Regions from separate parts of the Homo sapiens genome. Here region 1 is linked to region 2. A link is a loop called in an ENCODE intact Hi-C map of the cell type or tissue named here. Cell type or tissue: spleen. All regions are shown on one strand. Each heading gives the region's core, and the rest is flanking DNA. Links, peaks and the distances in the headings are about the cores only.

Region 1 (5,384 bases), core at 126-5,125, 290 kb before region 2:
GGTTATTGATTCATCTTCTTTAAGGTGTCCTGGTCAATGAAATCCTCAATCACATGAAGAGAGCAACTCAGATACCAAGCTACAAAAAACTCATCATGTATTCTGCGGTAAGTATTTTCATCTTCATTTAACATATGTTTGTTCAAGTGTGTGATCTCTTGAAGCACAGGACCTCATCTTTTTTTAATCTTCATTTCCCCATCTCCTTGTACGTGGTAGGCACTTGCACAAAGCTTTTAGAATTAAATGCATCATTCTGTCCTTTAAGGGATTTATAATCTAAACTAACAAGAAGACAAACATAAACACTATACAAAATGGGATGGAAATACCATGCAGGCAAGTGCTATGGCACCTCAGAAAATCTAGCCATCCCTTCTGTTCCAAGAGGGTGGAGAAGAGAAGCAGAAAGGCTTCCTAGACAAGGCAGCACATCCAACACATCAAAATGAAAGGGGTTAGTAAGTGCTCCTCACTAGTGTGTAGGACAAATAAAGTAAATTATTAGGACAGAAGTGGAAGGCCAGGAATGTTGTGTCCAAAAAGTGGTACCAAATTAGTGGATGTTAACTGTGCTGCTCAATATGGAACCTAGTAGCCAGAAGTAGCTACTTACATTTAAATTAATTATGATTAAGTAGAATGAAAAATTAAGTCCCTCGGTTGTATTAGCCACATTTCAGGTGTTCAATAGCCATATATAGCCAGTGGCTACTGAATTGGAGAGCACAGATATACAACATCTCCATCATCATGGAAGGTTTTTTAGATAGCCCTGATATGGAGTGTCAGAAGTTTATGCTGGATGGCAGCTGAAGGGCCATGTTGTCCTGCTGCTTCTTTGTTTAATTGTAGAAAGAAGCAAGGAAGCAAGGGAGAACCCCCCTGTCAGTGTTTGCTCAGGGAAGGCAGGGCAGGAGTGACAGGATAGGAGCAGCATTTTGGAAATTAATTATTTTATAGAATAACTGGATGTTGGGAACAGGATATGGTGTAGAAAGCTTTTGTGATAGTCTAGAAAAATGGGGATATGGCCTAAAATTAGGGCAGCGGCAGGAGAGGAAAAGAAGTGAGCCAGGTTACAAGAAAAGCTGAGTGTGCATTCTCAGTGATGAATTGGAAGTGGGTGGAAGACAATGATGTGGAAGGTGAAGCCCCAGATGAAGTCAAGATTTCAGTTTTCAGTGGCAGGAAGGAGGTGGTCTTGGGCCAGGCAAATGTACTGATTAGGCAATGGGTTTGAAATGCCACAGGGGCATCCCAGCAGAAAACTTCAGATGGCAAAGAGAATAGAAGGAGGAAAGGGAAGAAGGACTGCAACTCAAAGTTGGAGCTACATTTGGGAGTAGAAAGAAAAGAGAGCAAGAGATCTTAGAAAAGGCTTTCATCTTGGAGAAGCCAGGGAGAGAAGAGTCTGAGACGCCAAGGAGAGACACAGTGTTTGGGGAAAATTCTGCAATTGTATTATACATTCAAATAGCTGCCCATGGAGTCTGGGATGAGCAGGGAAACAGGACATAGCATGCTGACTCCTTTCACTCACATCTCCATGACAAAAGGTTTCTCAGCTGTGGCTGGAGAAAGAAAGTCATGTTTTCATTCATGCAAGAAGGTGAAAGAGGTGACTGAAGATGCCAGGAAGTTTGTTTATTATCAGGAGCCCTAAATGGTATAGACTAGGGAAATAGGCCTGGGCAGGAGCAGAGTGCTTCCTGGAGAGAGATAGGCCTGAAATTAGTCATTTCTGCCAATTTTCGTAGTGTCTAATCTGATTTCTAGTTTTAACTTGTGGTGTGACTTCCAGCATGTCATATCCGTAGCTCCTTTTTTTTTTTCTCTATTAGATTACTTCTAACGCCTTTTGAATATGTGCACGCTGCCATACAGTTTAGGCAGCCAAATGTTATCCCAATTTTGCAGATATGGAAGTTGAGGACTGCCTAAGATTAGATAGCTAATCAGTGGCAGAAAGGGGGTTGAAAACCACTCCCCTATACCTTCCAGCCACTCTGGGGTAAACATTTAGCTTTACAATTATTTTAAATTGCATCCTATACTTCCTTGTATTTTATCTTCCCTAAACATTTAAACCTCATATATTCTTCCACAACTTTAAATCACAGATGATGCTAATCTATAGAAAAATATAATCTAGCATTAATGTGTTTCAAAATATTTCAAAAAGGCACAGCACTTAAGGAGGCTTGATTCAAATTTACTTTCTTCCATTTGGGGTTATATGACATTAAGCAAGTTGCTTAATTTCCCTGGGTCTCAATTTCTTCATCTTTTATTATTATTTTTAAAATTATTTTATTTTATCGAGATGGAGTCCCGCTCTGTCACCTTCTGAGTGCAGTGGCACGATCTTGGCTCACTGCAACCTCTGCCTCCCGGGTTCAAGCGATTCTCCTGCCTCAGCCTCCCAAGTAGCTGGATTTACAGGCCCATGCCACCACACCCAGCTTTTTTTTTTTTTTTTAGTAGGGATGGGGTTTCACCATGTTGGTCATGCTGGTCTCGAACTCCTGACCTCAAGTGATCCACCTGCCTCGGGCTCCCAAAGTGCTGGGATTACAGGCATGAGCTACCACGCCCAGCCAATTTCTTCATCTTTTAAATGAAAATAATGATACATATCTAAATCATACTGCCTAGCACACCGCTAATGCTCAACCAAAATCTTTCCTTCTCTACTTATTAAGTCATTGTGGGCGTATGGGAAATTTAATTGAATCAGAAGCCATCATGGTGCTGTACAAGTGCTTCATACCTATTGAATGTGAATCTGAACAGGCGATAAAATTGATTTCAATCTCTGTAGCATGACACTACTGTGAGTGGCCTACAGATGGCGCTAGATGTTTACAACGGACTCCTTCCTCCCTATGCTTCTTGCCACTTGACGGAATTGTACTTTGAGAAGGGGTAAGTGACTAAGTGCTTTTCAAAATCAGTATCACTGGACCTTGGGTTTCATTATTATTATTTTGGGTTAAGGGTTGTGTGCCTGTTTGTCTTTGATTTGGTTTTATATTCAGAGGGAAGAATGGTGGTAACAAGATCTTTGCTAGTCATGTCTCTTTTTTCTTTTTCATGAAGACTTTTACTGGAAAATAATATACACAGTAGATGAAAAAATTGGGAAATAGCCTATGTAACAGAAATTACATTTTTAAAAAAATTAAGGTATTCTAAGAAGTAGGCATGTATTGTATATATACTTGGCAAGAGAAAAATTTCTTGATGGTTATATAATAATATTTTTTCAATTAAAGAATTCAAACATATTCATTCAGCTTCTGATGATTCATATCCACAAGTCAAGATTCTTAAAGTACAATTTCTAACTGGTGTCTACCTCTGTGTGACCTGGTGTGGCCCTCCCCAGATGACCACAGCTTAGCTTGAACCCATTAGAAGGGTCAAAGTTAGCGTAGCCAAATGTCCCAGTTCACCAGAATTGACCCATGAAATCTGGTGTTCTCAGAACATGTGAATTTCATTGTTAAAACCAGAAATGTCCTGGAAAAACTGGGGAAGAATTGATTATCACACCAAGGTCATACCAAAAATATTTATCTGCTGTGACAACGACATTCTCATTGGGAGGAGAAGAAGGAGGTATTTGGAACAAGTCACCAGACTTCATGGGATATTATTAGTGAAATAAGAGCAAGGAAAGGGCTGAGTTAAGGCAGTGACCCCAGAGTTTGTTTTGGGATTAGTCAGGGAGATCTATTTTGCCCTTCCCTCAAGGCATTCACAATAGCTGCACACCAACCTGACTGTGCAGTTACATGGGGACCTGGCTCAAAAGAGCCCATGCTTGTTTTAATGATCTGCTGTGGCCATCTTTAAATTGTAATAATGTTTAAACAATGGGCCCTGTATTTCATCTTGCAAATTTTGTAGTCTTGGATGTAGCTTTCTGGCCCCTGAATTTGTAGAGTAAGAAAGTAACAGCACAGAGACTTCATTCTCAACCAATATCTTCACTGCTTACAAAGAAGTGAGTTCTGCACAGTTAGGGACAGGTAGATACATTCTTTATTGAACCTCTAACTGAGTGTCAGGCACAATGAACTAGAACTAAAATGTGGTCTTAGTTAACCTTGCTCTCAAATATCTAGAGTCAGCATGGAGAGGTAAGACCCACAAAATGGAGACTGGCCAAATAGAACAGAAAATGGGAATGAAACGACTAGAGACATAAAACCCTCTCTTAATAACAAGCCCGGCACAAGTCTGCCCATCAGAAGGCCAGCTCTGGGCACAGAGTTAATAAATCCAACCAAATTCCAGGATCAGCTTCAGGAGCAGGCACCATCTCCTTTGGGATAAGACAAGAGAAGCTACTGACTCTACTCGTACCTCCCTGTTCTCTGGTTTCTGGACCCCAGTGGTCCAGAGCTTGCTTTCTCAGTGCACAGAAGCATTTTCTCCCACTGAATTGCCTTGTTTTACGACCCTGAGTTAAATCTATATTACAAATCAAGTGTGGAGTATTTTTTCAACTGAAAGGCAGTGACATACAGAAAAAATTAACCAAGGGCCACGTAAAGGTCAAGTCCAATTTGTTGTTGTATTAGGATTTTTTTTATTGGCACTCCAGGGAAATATCAAAGGTGAAACGTGATTGCTTTTAAATTAGGATCAAGGAGGCTTCGAGTTAACGAATTCTGTCTAAGCCTGCTTATTAGGTGATCCTGACTGTGAAGTGATCTCACATTTTCTTATGAGAAGATACGGAGAGAGACAGAAAGAGAGAGTATTTTAGATTTTCAACCATCTTAAATACGTAAACTTTTCAGGTTGTAGAAAAGGTAGCTAAAAATATTCTTAAAAGATTTAATTTTGGGTTAGATACAGAGATTTAAAATCATAGACTATATAAAATAATTCATTAAGTTAATATTGCTTTGTTTCACTTTTACATTTTATAAAATGATTTTATCTAAACTCTTTGTACTCATCTTTGGCTTGTGTCTTCACCACTAAAGCCAATTTTGAGTCTTTTAAAATTGTTTCCCAGATATATTCACTAATAAAAGATAATTTTGTCTTCTATATAGATGAACCTCAGATTTTTGAAGTCTTAACCCAATGAAAATTAATTTCACACTTATCTAACAGTACAATGCAGGTGTACATTAATAGATGTGATTCACACGTGGTGATTCAGGCACCCAGGGTTCCCTCTTTGGACCTACGGTTTCAAGAGTGCTGTGCTCACTTGCAGGCAGCTTGTAGAAAGGAATGAAAGGGTGGAGGCAGCAACCCGCTTATCAACCACGTCAGCCTTTTAAAGGGGACACATATCATTTCTGCTCACTTTCTACTGGCTAAATTAGTGACTTGGTCCTACCTAGGTACAACGTAGT
Region 2 (5,384 bases), core at 164-5,163:
CATACAAACACACACACGCACACACACACTCTCTCTCACACACACACACACACACACAAATATATAGGCATAGATAATCTCTGGAAAGGGTCACGAGAAATAAGTAACCCCTGAAAAAGGGAATATGGGGACTAGAAGAAAAAAGAAGACATTTACTTTTTTTTTTTTTGAGACAGAGTCTCGCTCTGTTGCCCAGGCTGGAGTGCTACCTCCACCTCCCAGGTTCAAGTGATTCTCCTGCCTCAGCCTCCTAAGTAGCTGGGATTACAGATGCATACCACCACACCCAGCTAATTTTTGTATTTTTAGTAGAGACGGAGTTTCACCATATTGGTCAAGCTGGTCTCGAACTCCTGACTTCGTGATCCGCCTGCCTTGGCCTTCCAAAGTCCTGGGATTACAAGCTTCAGCCACCGCGCCCAGCCTACTTTTCATTTTAATACTCTTTCTTATTACCCACAGAATTTTCTAAATATTTTACAGGTATGAATAGTGTAAAGATCTTCTATTGTTCTTAGAATTGAATGCAAACAAATCAACTTACTCGTAAAGTCCTCCAACAGGTGGGACCATATTGTTTATTTGCTTTTTTATCTCCATTTCCCGAGGTATCTTTGCTCAACTTAGTGCAATAGAGCAAAGACCTTTACTTGGTCTTATCTAGTCATATCAACCTGGGTTTAAATTATATCTAAGCCACTTACTTGTGTATTACTTGATTGATGCAAGCCTCCCTTTCTTCATCTGCAAAATGGGAGTAATAATACCTATATCTTAGAGTTGTTGTAAAGATCAAAAAAGAGAGGCCGACAACTCACTCTGCCATGTAGGACCTAGCATATAGTGAGTACACTCTAAACTTTAGTTCCCTTTTCTCTTCCTTAACCCCCACAAAATGATATGCTTACAAAGGAAAGCAGCCCCATATATATCTAGTATTGCTTTCCTTTAATTTAAAATGATCTCCATCACTCCAAATTTTATCTTTCCTTAAATACTCATTATAAGATATCTCTCCCAGGAAGCTTTCTCTATATAAGCAAGGGCATCCCAACTTCCACCCTTTGAATCATGGTGAGTATCAAACAATTTACCACTAGATTTTACACTCTTTTATACCATTTTCAGGTTTCGTGAATGACATGCATGTACAGGTCTCTCAAAAATGACCATAAGTTCCTGTGGGGAAGAACCTATTGTATATTTTTCTTGATATTTAACACAGTACTCAGCAGGTATTAAACACACAGTCAAGCTTAATAAATGTCTGCTAGTCCAATTGAGAAAGAAAAAACTGTAAGCCGGGCATGGTGGCTCACGCCTGTAATTCCAGCACTTTGGGAGGCTGAGGCGGGCGGATCACGAGGTCAGGAGATTGAGACCATCCTGGCTAACACGGTGAAACCCCATGTCTACTAAAAATACAAAAAAATTAGCAGGGCGTGATGGCGGGAGCCTGTAGTCCCAGCTGCTCGGGAGGCTGAGGTAGGAGAATGGCGTGAACCTGGGAGGTGGAGCTTGCAGTGAGCAGAGATTGCACCACTGCACTCCAGCCTGGGCAACAGAGGGAGACTCTGTCTCAAAATGATGATGATGATGAAGAAGAAGAAGAAGAAGAAGAAGAAGAAGAAGAAGAAGAAGAGGAGGAAGAAGAGGAGGAAGAAGAGGAGGAAGAAGAGGAAGAAGAGGAGGAAGAAGAGGAGGAAGAAGAGGAAGAGGAAGAGGAAGAGGAAGAGGAAGAAGAAGAAGAAGAAGAAGAAGAAGAAGAAAAAACTGTATAGTTAAAAGTATTGGAAAATTAAGAGTCTAAAACAGAAGATTTTGCTGAACAAAACCTAATATAAAAACATAAGATAATTTTATACTAAAAACTAGTCATTCTGAAGGACAATGTTAAAAGTCATGGCCAAGCTTCAGAAAACTATACAATAATAGCTTTTTTTGTTGACTAATAAGGTATATTATTTACAAGAACTTGAAAAAAATAGCTATTAATGTGGATGCATTACCTGTCTTTTGCAGTACCCAGCACCTATACCATATCCTTCCAGCTGCAGTGACTGTATATTCAAGGAATGTAACTGAGCCAATGTTTCTACCGTGGCCACATATATGGCTGAACGTTCTGCTGGGCTAAGTCCAGGAATTGTTAAATCACGGAAGATTCGACCCTATGGAAGTGATTACAACAGATTATTTAAATGTGTATAATCAATACTTTGTCGAATATACTAGAAAAACATTCATTTGTGAAACATATTTAATATTAGAGTATACATGCCAAAGGGAAAATAAAAGGATATGCCAAGATGAATATAAACATCAAAACTACTCTCAACTATTTTACAGAAAAAATTTAAAACACATTTTGAATTTATTGTTCTTAATGGCTTGACCTATGTGGAGTCTGTTTTCCCTGCTACCTTATGGACAATTTGGTTATTGCCATTACAGATAGCTCTTTACTGACACCTAGAGGAAAATTTAAGAATAAGTCAATACCCCCTAATTACTAAATTTGTTTCTTGTCTATTCCATCCCTCCCTTTGTAAGTGCTCAAATTTGAACAAAATTGTAAACCTTTGCAATGCAATCTAATTACCTAAAATGTTAAATAACAAACTATATCATTTATTAAGTATCATAATAAAACATCTTAATTAACTTCATAATTAAAAGTAAAAGCAACAAAATAAGATTAAGTGTTAATTTACCTGCACATGTTCCATTACGTAAAATTCTGTTCCAATGACAGAAGTATCACTGCAGTACAGTATAGGCTTGGGAACGGGGAATCCAATTGAAAACAAGGCTTTCTGGACTTTAAATTCTCTATCAATCTAAATAGGATGATGAATCATTAAAAATCAGAGAAACTGATTTAATTGTAATTAAATTTAATAACTACTTATGAGCTAATCTTAAGGCTAGAAAACAACTGTAAAACAGTATCAACACAAACTCCAGAGGATAATAGTAATAACTTCCCTAATAGTAATCTTGGTGTAATCACTATGATTATAAATTAGACCACTACTAAAAAATGTAATTTAATTAGGATAAGAAGATGAGCACCTGCATGAGACTTAATCCTGGCTCTGATAATGTGAAGGCAATAGTTACTGTTCACAATATTTCACATATTTTATCATAAAACATCCCTTTTTCCACAGCAGTTCCCTGGCTGGCTGCTCGCTCTTTCATGTCTTCCAAGGAAGCTCAGGTAAGTCTCTATTCTAGCACTCTGCCACAGTCAGCTACAAAGAGCTGGGGGTGAGAGGTGAGTGGTGGTGGAAGGAAAAGTACCTGCTCCTTCTGGAGAGCAAGGGAGGCATGTGTTTCCAGGGCAGGGGCATGGGGATCTTTCCTGGCACTCAGGACTGCTGTGGAGCTCAAGATAACTAGCAGGAAAGTAGGCAGCTAGAAGCAAACTGGAGCCTAAATAAGACAGTGAGGAAAAAATGGCTTCCTTAATTAGGACAGATGCACAGGCTATCACTCAGGACCCAAGGGCAGAGCTGTTGATGCAGGCCAAGTAAGGATGGCTTATCTACATGTAGTCACCTGGCCCCAGACTCAGGCAATGGTGACTGACCATTCTAAGGAGGGGAAGCTATGCAGCTCATTTTGACATCAGGAAGTAAAGCAGGGGCTGTGGCAATAACTGGAAGAGGAAAGTAACGAAACCCATGTTCAAGGTGAGAGCAGCCAGCAGTACCAAGGGCTGTGGAAAGAAGTGTTAACCACTCAGGTGTTGGGAAACGAGGGGGAGGGGGTAAGGGGGAGAGGGCAAAAGGGTTAGAGAAGCAAAAAGTGGATCACAGAGCTGGAGCATTGCTTTTTTCAATGCAGAGTTGAGAAAACAGAAGGGAGTTGAAACAGAGTACTCCAGATCCTTGGCAGCTGTACTTGGGCTGAGAGCATTATGCCCTGTTCTGGTGTGTTCAGGTGGGATGTTATCAAGAAAAGAGACAAATAAAACTGTTTATTGGGGCACGGGTGGGGATTTTCCTTCAGCCATACTATATCGATATTTAATAAAAGTTACCCAACTTTTTTTTATCTTAAGCATCCAACTTACTTCATGTTTCTGGGAATATGATATGGGACCAAGAAAGTCCCATAGAATCTACATTCTCTATTACTGTGGTATTAAGCCTACCCCACAATTGTCCTTCCCCAGTGACCTGGGCCTGGGAAGCACCTGCTGTACATGATTACGGCTATACCCTAAATACGCACAGTGCTTTTAATGTTCCCCAGTGCTTTGATTTCTGTCCCCTCCTGTTCTCTGAAAATCCATAGATAATACCTGTTTTCTCAAGACAGAAAAACCTAGTTTTCAACAAAAATCTTTTAGAATTCTCACTGTCTAATATTTAGAGAGTACTATAAAATACTTATTCAAATCTTTCTTTTTATCACCAAAAGATTAGAGGATTGTCATAGCAAATATATTAAAATAATTCTGAGTAGATACTATTACATATAATAATTTAAATATATAACAAAACAAAATATCTACAGATGAGTAGCACTGAAAATATTCATTGGCTGATTTTACTTCTAGCAAACAACGTAGAGGAAAATCAAATACACAAAAGAACTGGGTGTTGTTCAAGATTAATAGCCTAAAGATAGACTTACATTTCAACCTCAAATAATTTTTTAAAACAAAAAAAGATATAATTCAAGGGAAATTTTCATTAGAAATAAAATATATTTTATATTATTTGGCAATCATAAGATGCCTTTTAAAAGTAAATTGGCTTTGTGTGTATTAAAAGCATTTATTTGTCACCAAAGAATTTATCATTACATTTGTATACTATACCTGATGTGCTTTAGGAAGAAGTGAACCTGGTGGTTTTTTCCTGAGCACATATGTTTGAAAGCCCTTCTGGAGATAAAAGGTTGGATTGGACTTTCCTGCTCTAGATAAAAGTAAAAAAAAAAAAGGTCAATTACAAAGATATGTTTTCCGTCATCCCCAAATCCTACTGAAATGTCAGAAGAAACAAATGAAAATAAATTCATCTCAATGCTGGAAAATCAAGAGGGGTGCTATCAGCAGCTCACAACATGAATTTCTAGATGATATTAAAGCAGATGGCAACATACTGGCAGCTGGAGAATCTGTGACTCACAGAGGTAGAAGAGAGGACCCCACTTCCTGACTGCAAATCCTAAGTTTTATCAGGAGTACCTGTAGAACAATGACTGATCTAAGTAAACTTGTAGAACAATGACTGATCTAAGTAAATAAACAATCTGAGAAGAGATTGTTAGTTATCAGTCAGAAAATGAATTAAAAGATGCAGGAACAGCTGGCTTAATGCCCCCTCATCTGCCTTTAGAGAGATAACCCTCATAAGTGTCAACAA

Evidence for each region. A loop is a pair of places that touch in the nucleus more often than their neighbours do. Peaks named below come from ENCODE experiments on the same cell type or tissue, not always from the same donor. Only the 100,000 strongest peaks of a DNase experiment are listed, where the experiment ranks them.
Region 1: a loop joins it to region 2, with 5 times the contacts of the local background. A loop is called at or near these places in 36 of 110 quality-filtered maps.

Annotation. Positions count from the first base shown.
Region 1 is chr3:132,349,896-132,355,279 of GRCh38, forward strand. It overlaps ACP3 (acid phosphatase 3), which reads left to right. Exons shown (of 10, transcript NM_001099.5): 8 at 25-107; 9 at 2,825-2,928. Among named protein-coding and RNA genes, the nearest start is that of ACP3, 35 kb to the left of the region's middle. In spleen, for the core only: a CTCF peak has its summit at 2,840 (motif pointing right); a DNase peak (open chromatin) is centred at 2,858.
Region 2 is chr3:132,639,963-132,645,346 of GRCh38, forward strand. ACAD11 (acyl-CoA dehydrogenase family member 11) reads right to left here. Exons shown (of 20, transcript NM_032169.5): 2 at 4,835-4,934; 3 at 2,715-2,840; 4 at 2,010-2,171. NPHP3-ACAD11 (NPHP3-ACAD11 readthrough (NMD candidate)) reads right to left here. Exons shown (of 45, transcript NR_037804.1): 27 at 4,835-4,929; 28 at 2,715-2,840; 29 at 2,010-2,171. Among named protein-coding and RNA genes, the nearest start is that of ACAD11, 17 kb to the right of the region's middle. RefSeq lists a silencer at 1,298-1,488. In spleen, for the core only: CTCF peaks have their summits at 2,502 (motif pointing left) and 2,701; no DNase peak of the experiment used is centred there; H3K27ac peaks cover 947 bases.